Regions from separate parts of the Homo sapiens genome. Here region 2 is linked to region 1. The links are chromatin loops, found by intact Hi-C in ENCODE. Cell type or tissue: endothelial cell of umbilical vein. All regions are shown on one strand.

Region 1 (2,500 bases):
GCTGATGCACTTGGTTCCAGCGCCCTGCTTTGAGAAGCAAGACTCAAGAGAATGGGTATGGACTTGGATCTGGAGGTCTGGAAGAGAAACTGGATTCAACAGGCTTGAGGGGCCGTCTTCCTTGGACGGTGAGTGGGCACAGCCCATGTGGAGGGTCTCTGGTGCTTCGTCTTTGCTTTTTCCGGGTTTTTGTAGGGACCTTGCCAACCCGGGACTTCTTTCATGCTCCTTTATCCAATAGTTGTTTGCTTGCTCCAACCTGGGCAAGGGAAGGTCTGTGTTTATGAATTCCATAGGAACCTTTTGAATTCCAACCTGGACCCAGGCCAAGACAGGCAAGTTTCTATGCAGTCTTCCTGTGCCAGTGGATGGAATTTTTTCTAGTTGCCTCTTTCCACTCAAGTTGTACTTCTTCAAGGGTTCTAGCTTTAGATGCAAGTGTTTTGTTTTCTGTTAATTTCTGCTTTTTTTTGTCTTTTTTTTTTTTTGAGATGGAGTTTTGCCCTTGTCGCCCAGGCAGGAATGTAATGGTGTGATCTTGGCTCATTGCAACCTCTGCCTCCCAGGTTCAAGAGATTCTCCTGCTTCAGCCTCCCGAGTAGCTGGGATTACAGGCGCCCACCCAGCTAATTTTTTTGTATTTTTAGTAGAGACAGAGTTTCACCATGTTGGCCAGGCTGGTCTGGAACTCCTGACCTCAGTTGATCTGCCTGCCTTGGCCTCCCAAAGTGCTGGGATTACAGGCATGAGCCACCGTGCCCGGCCAATTTCTGTTCTTTATAACTTCCTTCACTCAACCTTCATTGGATTTCATTTGCTTTTCTTTATCCAATTTTTCAACATGAATGATCAGTGCTTTTTTTCAGCCTTGCTGCTTTTCCAATACATTTATGTTGGCATTTAAGTTTCAGCTTTCTAATTGGAGCTGGCTCAAGGCTTAGTCTTGTTTTTCTGAGTGGCTTTTAAAACCCAGCCTCCTTGGTTGGGATCAGTCAACTCGGTAGGCCAGACAAAGCTATTAGGGCTTATCTGACTTCCTTTGCCTTCAGCTTCTTCCTGTTGTTTTCACTCCTAGGAAATTCCTTCTCTTTCTCACCAGCTCAGATTTGCTTTTACAAGTCTGCTTGTTGTTCTTGATAAATCAGTTCTAGATGTTTTGCAGTAAGAGGCTTTTTGGGATATCCATTCTGTCATATTTCTAGAAATGGAAGTCTAGAGATGACAACACTGAGAGATTGTGAGAATAAAATAATGCCTGTAAAGCCCTTAGCTCAGTACTTGACACATAGGAAATTCTTGGTAAATTCTAGCTGCCCGTTATTACCATTATTATGTTTGCATACCTAGATCTCAATGGATTACCAGCAGCAGAGGTTAAAAAATTGAGTCCTAGGCCAGGGGCAGTGGCCCCTGCCTGTAATCCCAGCACTTTGGGAGGTCGAGATGGGTGAATCACTTGAGGTCAGGAGTTCAAGACCAGCCTGGCTAACATGGTAAAAATCTATCTCTACTGAAAATACAAAAAATTAGCTGGGCATGGTGGCACACACCTGTAGTCCCAGCTAATCAGGAGGCTGAGGTGGGAGAATTGCTTCAACCTGGGAGGTGGAGGTTGCATCGAGCCAAGATCATGCCACCACACTCCAGCCCAGGTGATGGAGCGAGTTAGGAGGCAAATCCTGCCAGGAGGACTAGTTAGTGATGGGAAGGGAAGGGATCATGATAAATTCAAATTTTAATGAAGATTGTGATAACTGGTTGAGGATATATTATGTTTTCCGAATAGACATAGAAAATAGACTCGATAAAATTCTTATGCAGACGGAATAATCCTGGAATCAAATTTGGAGCTACCATATACAGCTGCTGAGGCTCAGTGAGCACAACTCTAGAGGCACCATTCAATAGACCAAGATGTCACAGTGACTGTGACCAGACTGAGGACATGCTCCTCCAAAATGTGCTTGGGTATGCATTTTGGCAAAGTTAAAAAGGAAGCAAAGATGTGGAAATGAGCTAGACTTTTTTGTAAGGGAGTAATTAAGAGTGTTCTTGCTGCCTCACAGGTACACACCCTATGTTTAAAATAATGGCTGAAAAGGAATGCTTAGTGTAGTTTTCTGTTTGTTTCCCACTGACATTGCTTTATCTCAAAGCCCTAGGAGTCCCCTCATGAATCAGGTGGGTACAATCAAGTTGTATTCAGGCCATCAAAACCACGTGAGGCGGAAGAGCTAACTACGGGTTCCTGGCGCCATGTGGCTCCTCTCCTAGCTCTCCCCTTTGTCTCTTCTCTTGTTGCCTCTCTGCTGACCACTTTCTCTTGTCTCCAGCAGTGAACACCAGCCCCTTCCTGTACCATGTCATATGGCAGGCAGTTCTTGGAGCAGCTGTTCTCTTCAATTCTGGCTGGCCATAAGTCCTTTAGAGCTAGGCAGGCCCCCACCTTTTAGAACTAGGTATCAGGCAAATCATCAAGACGGGGGAACTAGGAAACAGG
Region 2 (2,500 bases), 130 kb before region 1:
CCTTAGTTCTTATCTAGATTATTTGAACAGTTTTCTCTTGTTCTTCTCCTTTTCCTCATCCTTTTCCTTCTCTTCTTCTAGGTTTAAAAATATGTCTTGAAGATAAGCCTGTTTTTTGTTTTCACATGTTAACATGTCTAAAATTGGGATGCGTCTTATAATCAATGGTGTCTTGTACTTGCTTTCAGCCAAGAAGTTGTTCTAACATAGTGATTGTTATCTACTTGTACAAACTTGGTTTTTAGGACGATATGAGTAGACCACAGCAACTCCTTGATATTTTATTCAACAATCATTAAAGGGCCATTTGAGGAAGGAATATGGTCCTGATTCTTGTATAATAAACTTTTATTGACAATTTCTGGTAAACTCAAGATTTGAGAGCAGCAAAAGCTACAGAATGGGTGCCGGTAGCCTGGGAGGAAACCTCAAAGACAGTATTGGAGCACTTTTTGAATAGATACTACACATCACTAATACTCTGGATAGAACAGGGATCAATATCAGGTGATTTTAGGCTGTGGAGTGGTGAGATGCGGTGGAGGAACAATTTTTAAAGTGAGCAAAAAAGATCTTTTCTCTCAGAAATATTACATCTATCCACACCCAAAGTATATCTTTTTTCTTTTTTGAGATGCAGTCTCACTCTGTCACCCAGGCTGTAGTGCAGAGGTGCAATCTCGGCTCGCTGCAACCGCAGCCTCCCAGATTCAAGTGATTCTCCTGCCTCAGCCTCCTGAGTAGCTGGGATTACAGGCACTCGCCACCATGCCTGGCTAATATTTATATTTGTTGTAGAGACAGGATTTTGCCATGCTGCTCAGGCTGGTCTTGAACTCCTGAGCTCAAGTAATATGCCCATCTTGGCCTCCCAAAGTGCTGGGATTACAGGCATGAAAGATCCTTAAGACCTAAATTTTTATCTTGAGTTAGCCTTGGCTTCTGTTTATATGTGGTAAAAATTGTTTTTAAAGAATAATCTCAAGTATTCTGGAAGACAGGTATCTCCAAATTGATGAACATTTTTTTCTTCAAGAATTTTTCAGTAATGATGATTTTGTTTCCTTCATCTCCAGTAGGCAGTCATGGCAACTTGGTAACTTGAGTCACGTATCTGAAAAATGATAATGAAATGGTAGTATACCTTGCACAATAAAGACAGTGGCCATTAAATATTTTTAAATAATGCGAAAGTATTTATCACCAGTTGCCAGTAGTCATGCTCAGTAATTTCCTCCCTGGCTTTGCTCTGCCCAGATATCTTTAAAAGAATGCTGTAAATGTCACAACTCATTATGAAGCTGAACATATTACAGCATGAAAAAAACAAATGCTACTTTTCTAACCATAGTAAAAAGTTGTTTAATGCAATTCTTTTAAACATGTGCTTATCTTCTTTCATCTTCTACCCAGTTCTGCACCCTTCCCCCACACATGACTATTAACTAAGTCACAATGAATGCTCCCATTGCCTCCTACTCAGCTGAATCAACATTTCCGGAGGCTGTGACTAATAAAAGCCACAGCCCATGGTATGCTTGACTTTTGAAAATCCTGATTAGCTTTAAGGGCATAATTATGTGTACCTCTACTTATAGAATGAGGAAGTTGATTTGAGCTATGTCTCTAAATTACACTAAAAACTACAAAAATGAACTACAAAAATGACTTAATGAAGTCAGACTTCATTAAGATTATTAACTTATTTGGCTTTTAAAAAAATGTATTGACTGATTACTTAGGTATTCTGAGATCATCATGGTGTAAACTAAAGCATTTGGCTAATAGGATACTTAATGGTCCTTTGCTTTGCTATTCATGGCTCAAAATAAAGGGAAGTGTAGAAAAGGAAAGATCTAATCTCTGAAAGGCAATCTAACAGAAACTATATCTCTGAACATAATTTTGTTGGTTAATTACCATGGAGATAAATTAATCCAAGAAAAAGGAGAGTGCTTCATAACTCCAAAAACAAATGAGTCTCTTCCAGTAGTGTCACTGTGTATTTGTCGTTGAACTGTGAGTACACTTTTAATTTCTCCCAGAAAGAGGATCCACTAAGAAAAAGCAAATTGTGCATTACTTTGGGTGCTCCCCTTTGATTGACAGCTATGCCCATAAGGTAAACTTCCCTTGGCTTAGTGTCCACTCCTGTCCAATAAGCAGGGCAAGATCACTGGATACTGGCCACTCAGAGGAGACCATGGGCCTAGCAGAAATGATAGGTAGGATTAAATAATTTACTTTTCTTCTTCCAATCACAGCCAAGTGCTTTGAAAATGTAGTGTTCAATTTTCTGTCTTCAGTTTCCCATATCCCCTTAGATTCTCAGCTCCTTGTACTCTGCTTCTGTCCCCAACACTCAAGTGAACTTCTCAAAACAACTCTTACTGATGCCCTAATTGCCAAATACAGTAGACTGTTCTCTGTCCTTATGTTTCTTGAAGTTGTTTAAACAGTTGGCATAGTTGACAATCCTTAGATTTCTCTGGAGATTTCC

The links. Peaks named below come from ENCODE experiments on the same cell type or tissue, not always from the same donor. Only the 100,000 strongest peaks of a DNase experiment are listed, where the experiment ranks them.
Region 2: a loop joins it to region 1, with 5 times the contacts of the local background. A loop is called at or near these places in 1 of 110 quality-filtered maps.

What each region holds. Positions count from the first base shown.
Region 1 is chr7:106,589,178-106,591,677 of GRCh38, reverse strand. It overlaps CTB-30L5.1 (a long non-coding RNA gene), which reads left to right. Exons shown (of 4, transcript NR_187788.1): 2 at 1-128. Among named protein-coding and RNA genes, the nearest start is that of CTB-30L5.1, 8.4 kb to the left of the region's middle. In endothelial cell of umbilical vein, no CTCF peak of the experiment used is centred here; DNase peaks (open chromatin) are centred at 317 and 1,037; H3K27ac peaks cover 2,500 bases.
Region 2 is chr7:106,717,381-106,719,880 of GRCh38, reverse strand. No RefSeq gene overlaps it. Among named protein-coding and RNA genes, the nearest start is that of LINC02577, 56 kb to the left of the region's middle. RefSeq lists an enhancer at 578-1,777. In endothelial cell of umbilical vein, no CTCF peak of the experiment used is centred here; a DNase peak (open chromatin) is centred at 1,460; H3K27ac peaks cover 2,396 bases.